2 separate regions of the Homo sapiens genome follow, and region 2 is linked to region 1. Evidence: read pairs that join two places in POLR2A ChIA-PET (ENCODE). Cell type or tissue: A673. All regions are shown on one strand. Each heading gives the region's core, and the rest is flanking DNA. Links, peaks and the distances in the headings are about the cores only.

Evidence for each region. Peaks named below come from ENCODE experiments on the same cell type or tissue, not always from the same donor. Only the 100,000 strongest peaks of a DNase experiment are listed, where the experiment ranks them.
Region 2: POLR2A ChIA-PET joins it to region 1 with 5 read pairs; 3 of 35 experiments call an interaction of 5 or more read pairs at or near these places.

Annotation. Positions count from the first base shown.
Region 1 is chr6:40,339,596-40,347,710 of GRCh38, forward strand. LINC00951 (long intergenic non-protein coding RNA 951) reads right to left here. Exons shown (of 3, transcript NR_038887.1): 2 at 6,416-6,557; 3 at 4,750-5,161. Among named protein-coding and RNA genes, the nearest start is that of LINC00951, 12 kb to the right of the region's middle. RefSeq lists enhancers at 4,511-5,226, 5,943-6,656. In A673, for the core only: no CTCF peak of the experiment used is centred there; no DNase peak of the experiment used is centred there; H3K27ac peaks cover 2,226 bases.
Region 2 is chr6:40,528,733-40,536,847 of GRCh38, forward strand. All of the region lies in intron 1 of LRFN2 (leucine rich repeat and fibronectin type III domain containing 2), which reads right to left. LOC105375051 (a long non-coding RNA gene) reads left to right here. Exons shown (of 3, transcript XR_007059918.1): 3 at 341-657. Among named protein-coding and RNA genes, the nearest start is that of LRFN2, 55 kb to the right of the region's middle. In A673, for the core only: no CTCF peak of the experiment used is centred there; no DNase peak of the experiment used is centred there.

The DNA.
Region 1 (8,115 bases), core at 1,309-6,308:
GCATGTTGTCTCCCTTGTGGGGAGCTGGGGGCTTCTGTATCCAGGCAGGGTGAAGGCAGGCATTGAGGATGAGGTGGCTGAATCCAGGCACAGCAGAGCCCCGTTGGTAAGCAGGTGAGATATACCCTTGGCATTTTCCCACCTTCAGCCCACCTTTTGCCAGGGAACTGTGCAGAACTGCTGGAGGAGGGCTAACGGAGCTGGGGGGACAGCAGGAACGCCCTTTCCAGGTGTGTCTGCTGATTAAAAAGGGATGCAAAGTGAGGAAATGAAATTGGATCTGAAGGCGTGAGGCAGGGCAGCCTGGCTGTGCAGATGTTCCGACCCACCTGCTCACCGAGGGTATTTCTGTTCACCCGCTGCCTGTGTTCCCATCCTGCCAAGGCCATAAAGACAAAAACACTTCCTAGAAGTGAAAAATACTCGTGCTGAAATTTCAAGCACCTGTTGGGGAATGGGGGTTTGAGGGTAAGGCGACCCCCTTGCCTTGTCCTGGGCTGGGCTGTCAGTCATTTGTTCCACCCCAGCATCACAGAGGTGGGGCCCACCTCCCCCGCACCACCACCCACAGCCCCCTACTCTAGACCCTTCCCCACACATGCCCAGGCAACCTCCTGGTGAGAATTGCACCCGAATTCAATTATCTTTGTGGCTTTTGGCTAAAGGGATCCACACACAGCAGGCAGGTTCACGGGCCTAATCGGGCCTGATGCATATCTAACCAGACAGGGAGTGTGTGTCTGGATTTGTCGCCTGACAGGTACAGATGTCGGAGGCTCTCATCCATGAGATGGAATCACTCTTAGAGATTGAGAGGCTTAGGCGGTGTCAGTCAGAGACGGGCCACACATCTCAAGCCGGGACAGAGGCTGCCAGCAAAGCCCTCTTCAACCCACTGGAGTCAGCAGGCCCAGTGCTTCATAAACCAAGTTATGAGAGCAGAGCTGAGAATTTCTAAGGAGCCTCCTTTTTAAAGCCTTTCACTTCACCTGCTCTCCAACAGCTGGTGAGTCTTTCCAGGGCAGCACAGGTAAAGGGATGAACAAAGTCTCAGAAATAGAGAACCTGGGTTGAAACCACCTCCACTATCTACTAGCTGAAGGGCCTTGGGCAAGTCACTTACCTGCTCCTGGTCCCACGTAATGCTTGTCATCTGTGGGCTTGCTGTAAGCAGTGAATGGGATTCCCTAGGCAGCCGCTCCGTCTCTCATGTTCCTGTAGCACTTCATTCCTCCCTATTAGGTAGAAACTGTCTAGCACTGGACATATTATTTAACCTCTCTGAGACTCATTTAGTGCCTGTCTACAATGCAGAACTGTGACAGTGCCTACTTGGTCGGGCTGTCAAGAGGGTTAATACCTGCAAAGCCTCCTGACAGCCTGGTGCATGGCGAGCCCTCAGGAAATGGTAGTGGTGGTTTTTGGTGCTGGTGGTGGTGGTGGGGCGGATACTCCAGCATCCCCCTTTTTGGGCAGAAAGTTTCCTGCTTGCTTGTCTTGCTTCCCTTGCCAGCCAGGGAATGGGTCAGGGGCAGGGTCTCTATCCAGCCTGCATCCTGGCAAGGAGCCAACATTCCATAAATCTATGTTTGATAAATTAGTGAAAGAGACGATACCATGCAAAGATAACACACCACCGCAATGCTGCATAGTGACTCTGGGTATCTGCAAGACCCCTGTGGCCTCTCGTCCACTGTGAGGACTTGGGCAAGCGACTGCACCTCTCTGAGCCCAGTTTTCCCATCTGTGATGTGAAGATATATGATATTGAGATATAGTAGAAATATATATATATATACAGGTCTTATCCCTAGTTTCTTGGCATGCAGCTCCTAAAACCCATGGGATCTTCAGAAGTGATATGTCTTTTTGTATGATAATGAAATGACTGGTGTCTGGGGGCTCCTGGATAGCCTGGAGATTGGGGGACTGGTTGCCAGGGGAACCAACCACATGATCAGAGGGTTGAAATGTTCAGCCTCACTCCCCAGAAGGGGAGAAGGGCTGGAGATTGATTTAATCACCAATGGCCAATGAGGTGATCAATCATGCCCACATAATGGAGCAAAACACCCAAAAAGATGAGGTTTGGAGAGCTTCCAGGTTGTGAACACATCGAGGTGCTGGGAGCATGTGTGCCCCACCCCACCCACATACCTTGCCCTGTGCATCTCTTCCTTCTGGCTGTTCCTGAGTTGTGTCCTTTTATAATAAACTGGTGGTGAAATAAGTAAGCTGCTTTCCTGAGTTCTGTGAGCTGTTCTAGCAAATCACTGAACATGAGGAGAGGGTCTCAGGAACCTCTGATTTATAGCCATTTGGTCAGAAGCACAGATGGCAGCCTGGACTTGTGATTGGAGTCTGGAGTGGGGGCAGTCTTGTGGGACTGAGCCTTTTAAGCTGTGAAGTCTGCACTAACTCTAGGAAGTTAGCGTCAGAATGGAGTTAAATTGCAGGACACCAAATCATTGTTCACTGAAAATTAGAGAATTACTTGGTGTGGTGAAAAACACTCCCTACATATTTGGTGGCCAGAAGTATTGGTGCAGTTGGTGTTGAGAAAGAAAGAGTTTGTTTTTCTTATTCAGGATAATAGCCCCACCTCGGAGAATGGGTTTAGATGATGTGTCCGAATCATCCAGTACAATTCTGGGCTTATGGTGGATGCTTAAAAAGTGGTGGCTGGCAGCTGTCCCATGGAAGCCAGCCTGGAAAACTGGTGACCTTGGCCAAGAATCTCCCACCTCTCCTTGCCTAGGTCCCACCTCCCCTTCCTGCTGCCCTGCTGTAGTCCAAAATCACCATCGCCCACCCCCAACCCCCGAGAGCCTCAGTCAGCTAGAGTCCTGTGAGGGTGGCTGTAAATAAATTAGTTCCCACGAGGTGTGATTCGTAGGGTCTACCTTTCCTAGGACCACTTGCACGTATAAGAAAGAAGTTTGGAGATGGCATTATTCGCAAGTTAGCAAGCTAGAACCATAGGGAGTGATGAGGACTGGAAAGAATTCGAGAACAGTGTATTCGGAATTGTTAAACAGTACGTTGGCAAAACAAAACATTTGGTTATGGGTCCCCAGTTTGCCACCTCCAAGACAAAAGTGGGCTGGAAGGGTGAAACTCTGAGCTGAGGGTTAATCAGAACCAGGGTAGCCACACTTCCCTTTCAGATAATTCCAGGGCGGCTCTGAGTCTCTAAAACCTGTGAGAAATGCCACAGCTGGGAGACTTTCCTTTCCTCATTGATTCAAGGAAGTCCAAGAGCCAGGGATGGTGCCCCTCACACTGCCAGGAAGGCCTGACACTACCCCTCCCCATGGCGCAAGCTGAGGCCAATCCGCTCCTTATTTAGAAAGAGCTGGGACTTAAATGTCAGTGGATGATACGGGAGCAGCATGACAATTACCAGCTTAAACTGAAATAAAGGAAAGAAGGATTAAAAAACACCCAGCACCCATCAAGCCAGGCCAGAAGAGGAGAGCAAAGCCCTCTGTTTCTACGTTAACTCTTCATCTGCCAGGCGCAGGTCAGAAGGGTGACTGGGGAGGAAGCTGGGGAGGAGAGGTTGGGTGGGGGGCTGAAGGAAGGTCAGAGGTGGTGCTGACTTGGGCTCCCAGACTCTCAAGAAGGGGGCCCAGAAGGCACCCTGCTCCTTTTGGCAGTACACTCAGTGGTTGGACCTGTGGCTCCAAACTAGGCAGACTGAGTTCAAATCCCAGCTCCTCCACTAACTAGCTCTGTGATGGCTGGCAACTTCCTCAACCTCTCTGAGTTTCAGTTTCCTCATTTAGACCAGTGGGATGATGATAATTCCTCTTAAGATTAAATGGGGTAGTGCCTGTTTGTCACTGGGCAGGCAGCAATACTCAGCAAATGATGCCTCTGCCAATTGGATGCAGTCAGGAGCTAAGAGCCAGGTACAGCACAGTTCACGCCTAATTCCATTACCCCCAGTCATTGAGCAGCAGACAGTCTCTTTTATTTTAATCTTTCTGTAGGGGGAATGTGTGGTGCTCAGATGTAGGTCCGGCAGGAACTTGGCACCTTTGCAGCAGCCTCAGCCTCTCCTTTCTCTTGGGTGCAGGGCTCAGCTGGGCAGGCATGCCAGGACCAAGATCAGGGCCCTCACCTCAGAGCCCCTCTGGGTTGCTGCAGCATCTCCTCTTTTCAGGGTGAACTGCTCTGGGGGCTGGGAGATAGTGGAGATGCACCCCACAGGGCCAAGGCAGCCTGGGCACTTTCCCCAGGAAATTCTTGACACTCTGCACTTTTCCAGCTGGCCTCCTTTAAAGGGGCTGCTCATCTGTCCTCCCCTGCATGTACTAGAATTGGCCCCACAGGCTGACCCAGCTGGACCCCAGGCTCTAGGTGAGCTGTGGCCTGGATTTGTTTACCCATCTCCTTCAACTATCTGCAGGGGAGCAGCCCTTGGTTTCTGCATGAGGGCAGATCTAGGTCACCTTTGAAAGGACCTGCTGGGATTTCTGCAATGCTCCCCTCCAGCGTCCACAGCGGGTCACTGAAGCCCAGCTGATGGTCTGTCCCTGCCTACCCCGAGAGCCTCTGACCCTGAAGCTTGCAGTTTTTCCTCAGCCACATCACATCCTCATCACAGACACCAGTGTCAGAGTCTTCCTTGGCCTCTGAATCAGGCCCAGGCCCCTCCTTTGTTCAGCCCAGCATCCACCTGTCCCAGCCGTGTCCTATATGTCAATCAGCATTCTGTGTAGAAAGTAGAAACACCCAAAGTATCCAGCAGAAAGAGATTTAATAAGGGAAATAGCGACTTACAGAGGGATCAGAGGGCCTAGACAAAAGAAGTTTAGGACCACCCACCGCTAGGCTTTTGGCTTAAGGTTGCATCCCCACAGCTGTGATTCTGAGACCAGGAGACAGCTGCTGCCCCTGCAAGGAAGGACCACTAGTGTGGCTCCAGCTGCCCCGAATTCAGGAAGCTGGTGACAAGACCATGGATATACCAGTTGCTGCAAATCCTCACATTGGCAGGAGCCCGTGGACCATCCAGCACACTGCAGTGGAGCACCTCTGCCTCTCTGCCACTGTCCAGAGCTCATGGAAATGCCTCTTCTTGGCAAAACTGAAACTGCAGCCAGATCCAAACAGCAAGAAACTCTGGGAAATGTCACTTTTGTCCTGCTAGACCCTGTAATACAGAGGGAACATAAAGGGTATGAAACAATGCTAAGTGCTGGTAGACAATACCCAGCACAGCCCAGAACCCACTCAGACCCCAGCTGGCCCGCAGTCCTGGCCTGCTGTAGCCCCACCCAAGTCTATGGCTGGCGCTGACTCCTGCCTCTGCTGCATCGCCCCACACAGCCTCTGTCCCTTCGCCCGATGGAGGACCAGCCCCCTCCATTCCCCAGCCCACACCCAGCTCCTTCAGCTGAGGTCCTCCTAACCCCAGCATATAGTTCCCAGGCCTTCCTGGGGCTTTTCTGGGATGGAACCAATCCAAAGGCTGGCTCCACTGGAGGCTGGTTTGGGACTCAGATGCCTGTGCTCTAGCTGTAAACACAGAATGTCTCTGAGCCACATTCCCAGAGCACATTCACCTAGGGGTCTTGTCCAGCTGTGAGGTTCTGAGATTTCTAAGTGTCTTTCTTTATAAGCAGAGTGGACATGGACACACACACACACACACACACACACACACACACACACACACACACAGTCCTCAGGGAGCTGCAGCTTTGCTGAGTCAACCCAGAGTCACTGTCCAACTCTCCTCTGGAAACGTGGGCAGAGATAGGTGCTGAGGGAGGACGGGTGACTGAAGCAGAAGGCAGGAAAGGCCAGGAGCTGCCCGCCTGCCCAGCGCATCCCCAACCACTGACTTCTGGCTTGAGTGGGCTGGGAAAACCCGCAGAGGGCAGGCTTGGGGAGGACAGAGGAGGCTGGGGCGAGAGACGTGGTAAGGGCAGAAGTGAAGCACTCAGGCCACACGAGAGGAAAAGCCACTGTCTGTGCTGAGCTGGACCTAGGGGCTCAGACCCCAGCCTCTCTGCTGTCCCCTCCTTAGCACTGCCTCAACTAGACCTCTCCCAAAGCAAAGCTATAGCCATGCCGATGACCTTGAGCTGCACATTCAGCTTAATCCACAACAGTGTCAGTGTGAAGGCCTTGCTGTCAGTCCAGGATATTTATAACCTGCTTGCCAGGTCCCACTAACTGGCAGCCGCCAGGAAACTAGGCCACAGGAGCCACAGAGGAGGCAAGCCCTCCCCGCATCCCAACGCCAGCCTCAGATGGCTCCTCCGTGGCTGTTGGCACCCGCCCGGCTGTGTGCCTCCTCCCCATGTCCCTGCTCCCTGCTGGCGATCAAAACCCACCAGAGTTCCCAATGCCTGGGGGCATGTCCACAGGCCTGAGTACAATGTCCATGGCTTCCACTTACCATTGTTTTCCCTGCCTGTTCCCTGTGGTGGTGTGGTGTGGTCATGAAGGTTCCGCCTGCCTGGGGTCAGGTGCAGGTTCCACTGTTCTCTGTGTTGACCTCGATAATCTTGTGTGACTTTTCTGTGTCTCAGTTTTCTTATCTGTAAAATGGAATTAATAATGAAGACTGCATGAATAAAAGGCTCAGAACGGTGCCTGACACATAATAAGGGCTCAGTGTTTGCTAGCTTATCTAGAAAGGTCTATCAGATAGCAGCAGAAGCTCCAGGGCCAGGCTGTTCAGGTTCAAATCCTGGTTTGGCCACTCACTGGCTATGTGACCTTGTGCCCATTAATTATGGTTTGGATGTTTGCCCCCTCCATATCTCATGTCAAAATGTGATCCCCAGTGTTGGCGGTGGGGCCTGGTGGGAGGTGTTTGGATCATGGGGACGGATCTCTCATGAATGGCCTGGTGCCCTTCTTGTGGTAATGAGTGAGTTCTCGCTCTGAGTGCATGCGAGATCTGGTTGTTTAAAAGTGTGTGGGACCTCCCCCTTCTCTCTCTCGCCCCCTCCCTCACCATGTGTCGCACCTGTTCCTGCTTCATCTTCCACCAAGAGTAAAAGCTCCCTGAGGCCTCACCAGGAGCAGATACTGGGTCGTGCTTCCTGTGTAGCCTGCAGAACCGTGAGCAGATTAAACTTTTTTTTTTTTAATAAATTACTCAGTCTCAGGTATTCCTTCTTAGCAACACAAAAACCATGTAAAATTGGAAATGATAATAGTATCTACCTGTGGAATTGTAAGGATTAAATAAGCTAATCTGTAAAGCTCTGAGAATGGTGCCTGGCGCACAGTAGATGGTCAATTAGTATTAGCTCTGATAATGATAATGATTACCATCATCATCATCATCATCATCATCATTTATTCTGGAAAGATTTTCTCCCAGCCAGGCTGCCCTCTCTTCTTCCTGCCTCCACACTTGAGCTGACGCAAACATTCTCCTTACACACACTCTCTCTTCTTCCCTCCCAATTCAAATGTTGCATTTCTTTCAAGCCTCACCTCCTCCATGCAGCCTTCCTTGACCATTTTGGTGAGCTTTGCACTGTCTGCCTTACCCAAACCACCTTAGACCTGATCCCCCACATGATTCCCTTGAGTAAACTTAGACTCCAGACCCTGAAGGCAGAGGCTCTGCCAAGCCCACTTCTCCTTCCTGCCTTATGCTGGGCCAACAGCGGTGAGGTCAAAGATGTCCTGGATCAGATGTGTCCTTGCTGAGTGTCCAGGGCCCTCTGCTCTAGGCAGGGGTCTGATTCCTGGGATGAGGGTGCAGTGTGACCTGGTCCTCAATAGACAGCTGTGTGTATGGGCGCGCACACACACACACACACACACACACACACTTGCACCCTGTAAAGTAAAACCTAGTTGTTTCCCCAGAAATAATCCCACATTCTGGCCACTAACAACCAAAATGCATTTTTTCCCAAGCCCAGTCATTTTCTGGATTTTCTCAGTTTGAGAGAGGACCAGGCCTGTATGCTGTGTCCTAGGGGTGGACCGGAAACCTTTCCCCACCAGAAAAGGGCAGGCAGGAAAATGTCTTCCTCGGACACCCAGGCACAGCAAAGCCCAGGGACACAGGGCTCAACACGGGGGAGGGTGGGGGAGGCCAAGGATCTGGCTCAAACACCACAGTCCTTTCCT
Region 2 (8,115 bases), core at 1,744-6,743, 190 kb after region 1:
TGTAAAGTCAGAAATCCTAAGTTGAAACATCCTAAGTTGGGGACTGTCTATATTCCTTCTTTCTCCCTTTCTAGGGCACAGAGGATATTCTGGGCTTTCTGATCTTCACCCCGGGTCCCCATGGATTCTCCAAGAAGCCTTTTAGATTGGTTGCTCCAACTAGTCCCACTGCTAGCCCCATTCCTGCCACCCCAGGACACATTCTGGGCTCAGTTTATTTACACGTTTGGGGAAGGCACTGCCTGGGTGGCTCCTGCTTCTCTAGCAGGCAGGGGCTCCCCACAGACTCACACACACTAATTTGTCCTGATCCTCCCTATTGCCCTTTTCTATTTTCCAGGCCTCAGGGTGGAAAATGAAAGATGCTTAAGGTCACTGCCCCTCCTGTTCTGTACACAAGCCTAAGCTCGGGAGGAAATAATTTGAGGTATCTGGAAGAAGCAGAGAGAGCAGGGCAGCTCTGAAGTCACTGCGAGGCTGTGAGAGGTCAGCCAGCGCTTCAAAGGACCCCAGGACCTTTGCATAACCCTGGACTGAATGGGAAGGGAAAGTCCCAGTCATGACAGAAACGGAATTTCCCACCAACTCAGTAGGAGGTTTGGGGTTCAGGGTCAGTTTCATGGCAGTGCAAACAAAATAAAGAAAATGTGATATTTATTGCTTACTTAAATTTGTGGACCAAACTGCCTACCATGCTATCCACACTGTTTCCTGCAGGTGGTCAATGTGGGCTTAAGGGAAAAGTAACTCATCTTAATATTTGCTTAAATCAAATGGAATATAGAAAGTAAATAAATCTGCTGCCAAGCCATCAAGTAGGGCATTCTAAACCCAAAATAAAGAGCCTATGGACTGTCTGTGGATTTAGATTATGCATAGTTTTCTGCCACCACTCCCTGTATTCAAATCAATAGTCACATTTCATTGCAGACACTTGGAGCTGTCTGGGTTCAAATCCCAGCTCTGTTGCTTATTAGCTGAGACACTTCAGCCAAGGTACTGACACTCTCTGTGCCTCAATTTCCCCAGCCATTAAGTAGGAGTCATAATTGCATAACCCCCACAGGGTGGATGTGACAATTCAACCGGATCACAAAAGTGCATGCTCAGCCTAGTGCCTGGCACACTGTAAGGATCAATAAACAGGAGCTATTATTATTATGCTAATTTGAAGGATTCTTGTTTTTAAACGTCCTCATTTCACATTGCAGATACCCAAATAGAAACACAGATTTTCATTTGCTTACAAACCTTCCACTTTTCTCCAGCTAGAAGTTACAGGTGGCCCCTATGGGTGAATGTGTTAGGTAACACTCACACTTTAAGCAAGGGGAAATGCAGGCCCAGAGAGAGTCGTCGCAGAAGGAATGAAGCAGAGACAGACGCCCTCTCTTTGCAATGCCTGCTGTCTGTTCCACCCATCCTCTGGACTCTGTGCCACCCAAGCATACAGGCCTGCTCGGGGAAACCTCATTCTTCTCTACTTTCCCCTGTGGCTTAGAAAGATAGAAGGTGAAGTCTAACAGGGAAGAATGCTCTACATTCAGATCAGGGCAATCAATTGCACAGGCCTGGGATAGGAAAGTCTTGGCTCACACGCAGTTCCAGAAATGAACAAGGGCCCAAGTTATGGTAAGCGTGAATGGTGAGGTTCAGGATAGGAAAGAGTAACTGAATAGTAGCTCATTGAGACAGAAAAGACATGGAAGAAAGCCATAACAGCAGCAGTGGTGGTGATTGTCAAAATGACCATGCTTGGCCTCTCTGCAACATATGGCCCTGTTGGCCATGATCTCTATAACGCTCTGTTCTTCCTGAGTTTGTCCTCTCTCTGATCACCCCTTTCCCAACTTCCTCAGAGGATTGCCCCTCTGCTTGCCCCTGAACCCTGGTTCTCCCCAGGACCCGTCACCCCCAGCACCCATTGCTCTCTTCACTCTCCACACTCCACGTGGGGGACCTGCCCCCTGCTCCACAATGCCCGCTCTACTGATGGCCCTCAGTTCTATGCTTCTACCAGGCCTGGTCCAAGCTCCTCACACTCACTTCGGAGTGCCAAGTTCACACCTGCCCTTGACTGTCTAACAGGCACCTTGGCCTCATCCAAAGCAAATTCTTTGCTGCTTCATATGCTGCTTCTCCCTTTGCCTTCCTGGTCTGGGTAACTAACTGTCAACACTGTTTGCCTGTCTGCACCAAGCGACAATCCTTGGAGCCATTTTTGGAAGGGAGAAAGGGAACATTTAAAAAAGCATGTTTGTTGAAATACCAGATGCATCCAAAAAAGCATGCATATTATAAGCTCAATAAATTTGCACCAAATAAACAGACCATGTAACCAGCACTCAGATAGAGAAACAGAACAAAACTCATCCCTCATGCTCCTTCTGGTTGCTCCCCGAACTGGGCAACTGCTTTTCTGACTTCTAATACCACAGATAGGCCATCTGATTTGTAATTTACATAAATGGAATCCTACAATATTTAGTCTTTGATGCCTGGCTGTTTTCATATGTTCATGAGATTCTCAAAGAACATGCAACATAACTTTCGGTTGTTCATGACTGTTGCTGTGTAGTATTTATTGATGTGAGCACATCATGATTGACTGCTTGTCTCCATGGCTGATGAGCATTTCTGAGTCTCCAGTCCAGGCTATTATGAATGGTGCACTCTGAACGCCCAGGAACACATCTTGCCGGGGCATATGTTTACATTTCCTCTGTGTTTAGGAGGGTCACAAAGTATGCCTCAAGATAGCTGTAGTCAATTCTACCCAATGGTCTTCTGAGAGTGTCTGTCTCCCAGATCCTCCCTCCAGCAGTGGAGCAGAATTTCAGTTGCCCTTGGAGCTGTTTTTGATTCGTTGCCCCCTCCCTCCCTCTGCTAGCAGCATTTGTGGCTGTCTTATCTGTGTGCCAGTTTTTGTTTATGAGGCCGATTCCCATGGTCTTCAGTTCCTGCTGATTCTACTTATACAATAGTTTTTTTAATCCATAGCTTCTCCATCTCCACTACCACTGCCCCCTCCTTATCTTCTGTGTGAGCTGTCACATACAAATGTCCTTCCCTACAAGCCTGTATTGGCCACTGTTCCCTATTCTATCATCTACATTCCAGTAAGATGCCCTGACACAACCCATCAGTGCCACTTTCTGTCCAAGAACCCCACTAGCCCCTGGCACCTAAAGCAGTCTCCGTGCTGGGATCTGTGAACATCTTGGAGGCAAGGGCAATCTCCCGAGTCTCCATGCAGGAATTCTTCAGGTGTCCGCACAGTTCCTGCATATATGGAAGCTCAGTTTGCATTCTAACCCCACCTACCTTTCCAATCTCATCTCCTGAAGTTTGACTAGTGAACCCACACCAGGGACATCTGCACAGCACACAGCTGCAGGCTCTCTCAAGCCTTACCGTGGGCCCACTATGTATCAGGCAGTTGGAGCTGCCTTCCCCTTTGCCTGAAATTCTTTCTCCTGTGGAGACAGTTTTAGGCAGGTGGCAGTCTAGTCCTACTTGGGGTCATCATATCCCAGAGATGGCTAGAATGGACTTCCACACAGTATAGGAATATAATGGACCTAGTGGTCACACTCACCCATATAGTAATCACATGCCCCCTAATAGCTATTTGTTTTATATTTGTTCAATTTATATTTTACAAAACAATGTCATGTGCTTTATCTTTTGATACAATAGCCCTATGAGATATGTAGTGGGACACCATTATTCTCATTTCATAGATGAAGGCTCAGAGAAGTTAAGTCACCAACCCAAAGCCACACAGCCAGGAAGTGGCATAGTTGAAGATTAAATCCAAGTTGTCTGATGCAAAAACCATCCCACCTCCGCTGCCTCTGCCTGCCCTGCCTACGGAAATCCTGTACCTCCTCCAAGATGCCTCATCAGTTATTCCTTACAAAGCAGTTCCGGATTTCCCAGTCAGAATTAATTAATCTCTCCTCCGTGCACTTTTTCTGAACTTTTATTACAGTAATTATAACAGCCTGACTTTTATTATAATCATTATTTACATGTCTGCCTCTCCAACTGGGATGGGAGCTCATTAAGGGCGGAACCCTGTCAATTTTGTACCTTGAGCCCCCAGCAGGTGGGTACTGAACACAATACAATGATAATAACAGCAAGACAATAATGAAGGCCTCCAGCCTTCAGGCTTCATCACATCCGTAGCTTAGTTCACCTGGACTATGGGTCAAGTACCAAGAAGTGACAGGCTGCCTGTGGTTGTAAAAATGCAACGGCCAACTGTAAGGTGTTAAGTGGCACAGTGTTAAATTCCCACAGGATGAGAACGTTTCCCAGGGCTTCTTGGGGTGTCTTGGTGAACATTTACTTGTTTTACCCATTGAGTATTTTATTTTGTTTTGTTTTCTCTCTGTCTGTCTCTATGTCTCTGCCTCTGTCTCTGTCTCTCTGTCTCTCTGTCTCTCTTTCTCTCTCTGTCTCTTTTTCTCTATCTCTTTAGTCTTTTCTTTTTCTTTCCCTTGACTGGAAGAAATACAGAACCAAAATACATTTTCTATTACTTTATGTACCAATTGAATTTTTAAAAATCTGTTCCCTGCTCTAAAAAGTATATGAGTGGGATGTTTTCTACTTTACTCCTCTCTTGCTCAAAACACACACACACACACACACACACACACACACACACACACTTGAAAGAGAGAGAGAAAGAGAGAGAGGGAAAGACAGAGAGAGAATTCAATTTCTTTCAGGGACCCTCAAGTAGTCTTTTCTGACCATTACTGGCTATTGATTAAAACCAAAAAAAAAGCTCTCCTCCTACCTCTCACCCCCACCAAAGTGAGGTACAACTTCCTAGACTCAGTCAGGTCAGCTCGCCTGTACCAAATGCCCTGGGAAGCAGAGGCCAGAACATCCCTGCTTTGGACACAAAATAAAGGCAGAAGTAGCCCTTAGATGTGGGAACTTCACATCCTGATAGAGGAGACTTGACAAACAAGTATTGCACCCACAGAAAACTCCTGAGAAGCATGCTGTGGAGGAAAGGAGGGATTAAAAGCTCAGGTGGACCTAAGCACAGCCTGGACCAAGGAAAGAGAGGGAAGGTCTCTACCTGTGGCCACACTGCAAGGTGGAGGCTGGAGCAGCGTGGCATCATTACAGTTAATGATACCACACTGGCGTGATGAAGGGCCAAGTGTGCCAAATTCACCGGACACTCGGAATTCCTCAGGCATTGCTCCAAGTTCTTCACATGGACTAGCCATTTAATTCTCATGTCATAGGCACTGTTACAACTTCCCTTCCACTTTCTACATGAGAAAACTTAGGGACAGAGAGACTAAGTAGCTTGCCCACAGGGACACAGCTGGTCAGTGGTGGACCAGGCAGTCTGAACGGCAGAGCCTGTTCTCTGAACCACTTTCGAACATTCCAGGGGGCCAGGAACACTGAGACCCAGTGTTAGCTCTGCCAGCAGCTATGTGACCAGTCACTTCTGCTAGGTCTCCATCCTCTCACTGTGAGATGGGCTCAATGAACTAGACGAGTTGTTCTCACGTTTTGGGGGTCATGGACTCTTATGAGAAATGGTGAAAGCTCCCCCAAGGAAAATGTGAATTGCACATTTTCATGGAAATGTCCATGTAACACAAGAGGGCTCCCCAGACCCTGAGACCCCCCCACTCCCCCCAACTGCTGATCCATGGACTAGCAACTCTATGGAGAGTTCAAATAGTAGCTTTGGCAGTACCTGGCTCTGCAACGGCAGGCGGACAAGATCTGTGCAGGCTCTGAAGTCAGCTCTATGGCCCTGGACAAATATGGAACTGTCCTGTGCTTCAGTTTCCCCTCTGGAAAATGGACCTCATAATAACAATATTTCATAAAGATTTTATGAGACTTGGCTGAGAAAATACACACAGTGAGCTCAGGATGGTGCCTGACACATATCAGGTATTGCTATTATTATTGTTGGCGCTCATTCCTCACCTTCCTTCTAGGGTCATCACTCTCCCCAGGTCTCTGGGCCCAGTCTTTGGGCAAGGTGACCCATAGCCTGTGGTCTAGAACAGGGGACCTCTTGGCCAAGACCAAGACAGATACCACTTACTGAGCACTTCCTAAATGCCAGGTGCCCCGCGCCCATCTTAGAAAATCCCTAGGCAATGAGTACCAGGATCTCATTTCACAGATGAGGCGCCTGAGGCTCAGAAAGCTGGAACCAGCTGGAACCACTTGCCCCCAGGCCCATGATATAGTGGCAGAGCTGGGACTTGGACTGAGATCTTTCTGACTACAAAGCCCAGGCTTTTAATCACCACTCTAGTTTACCTTCCTTGGGCAGCTGCAGGTCGAGCCTTGGGTCTTGGAGTCATCCCAGAAAGCAAGATAAGGTCAAGAAGAGAGAGTTTCTATAGCATGGGAAGCCTCAGTGGCTGCCACCTTGTTATGGGATCATAAACCTGTGATCCCTCTGGGTCTCAGCCACCTCGCCTGCCTGTCAAATGAGATGATGAAAGGGAATGCCCTTTGGGAGGCATTCTGAGCATTTACAACCAGGCTTCATGATGATTACCATCATTATCATGACTATTATGATTGCTCATCCTGAGTTAGGCAGGCAGCTGTGTCCTGAATGCCTGGGGAGAGCTTAGAGCAGCCTGGAACCTAGGCTGTGACCAGGACCCAGAATTCCAAAGAGAAGGGAAGGGTGGGGTATGGACTGTCCCTGCCATTGCCTTGGTGTTCCTTGGGGGTGGTTGGAAACCCGCCTGGGGTCAGGAGACATCCCCACTGCAGCCTGTTGGAAAATGGCTTTGACATGACCCCATTAACCACCACTTACCTCTCCTCCCCATCCAGACACATCCTTGGCCGGGGGTGGGACTATGAGCCAGGCACCCTCCTCCTGCCCTCCAGCTGACCCAGGTTGATCTGTCTGTTAACTGCTTAGCTGCACAGTCTACATTGGTGGGAGGTGCAGGTGGGGAGGAAGGAGAACAGGAAGGGGTGCAGGCCCCACATTTGCTGACAATGCACTGAGACTCTTATTATGCCCATCTCATCACTGTTCTCAGAGTGTTTTGAGTGAGTGTAGAGAACCCAGGTCAGCCAAAGCTTCCTTTGATGTGCACAATGCAGAGAAAAAATAATTCGATTAGGGAAAGGGGACAGTAAGAAAGACAAGGAGAAGGAGGTCACCTGGTATTGCAGCTGGCTCAGCGATGCAGAAGCCAATGGGTCCAGCCTGAGTGAGAATGTTAGAAAGACACTGTGCAGGCCCAGTATGGAGTCAGGTGGGGAGATGGAAATAAAGAAGTTCATGGTCAATGGCCAGCTGCATGTGACCAGTCACCGGAGGTTCTGCTTCAAGCAGAGGCAGAGCAGGAGACCCGGAAAGGCTCAGAGGCTCCTGCCTGAGGGGTGAGGCCTGGGCAAACCTCGAGGAGAGAGCCAGGTGCTCCAGCAGCTCCCAGGGTGAGTGGGGGGCCGGTTCTGTCCACAGGGAGCCCCAGTCTGAGGGGAGACACAGCCCTGCCTCAGGGAGCCCCACTCTGAGGGAGACACAGCCCCGTCCTCAGGGAGCCCCAGTCTGAATGGGAAGAAATAATCCCTACTTTCTAGGTACTTCTAGTCTGAGAGAAGAGTCAAAGTCACTGCCTTCCTGGAACCGAACCCAGAACATGTATTACACACATGTTAACTATTCCCCAAGGTCACAGTGTGACTTAACAGAATGACAGCAAATGAAGGTCTGAAATTTCCTTAGCTGCCTTGAGTTAGAAAAATGAAAAGAATCAGTGAAGGGACTGAAGGGCCTGGGACTACAGTGGAGACAAAGCAGGGAACATGGGAAATGAGGAGCCTGTTTTGGACCACAACCACTAGGAGGTGCAGCTGGAGGAACTCAGGACCCGTCCCGCAGAGTGCTGGGAGAGCTTGCCTGCAGGGACTCCATGCAGGGTACAGCCTCCACCAAGGAACCTGAAGCCCTGCCCCTCAAAGCTCAGGAGCCAGAGAAGAATTGCCAGACAGAGGGCAGCTCAGAATCTGCAGATCAGAGGGTGTGGAGCCTCCAAGACCTTGAGCCTTATCTCCTGGCCCCTGGCGAAGGCACCCCTG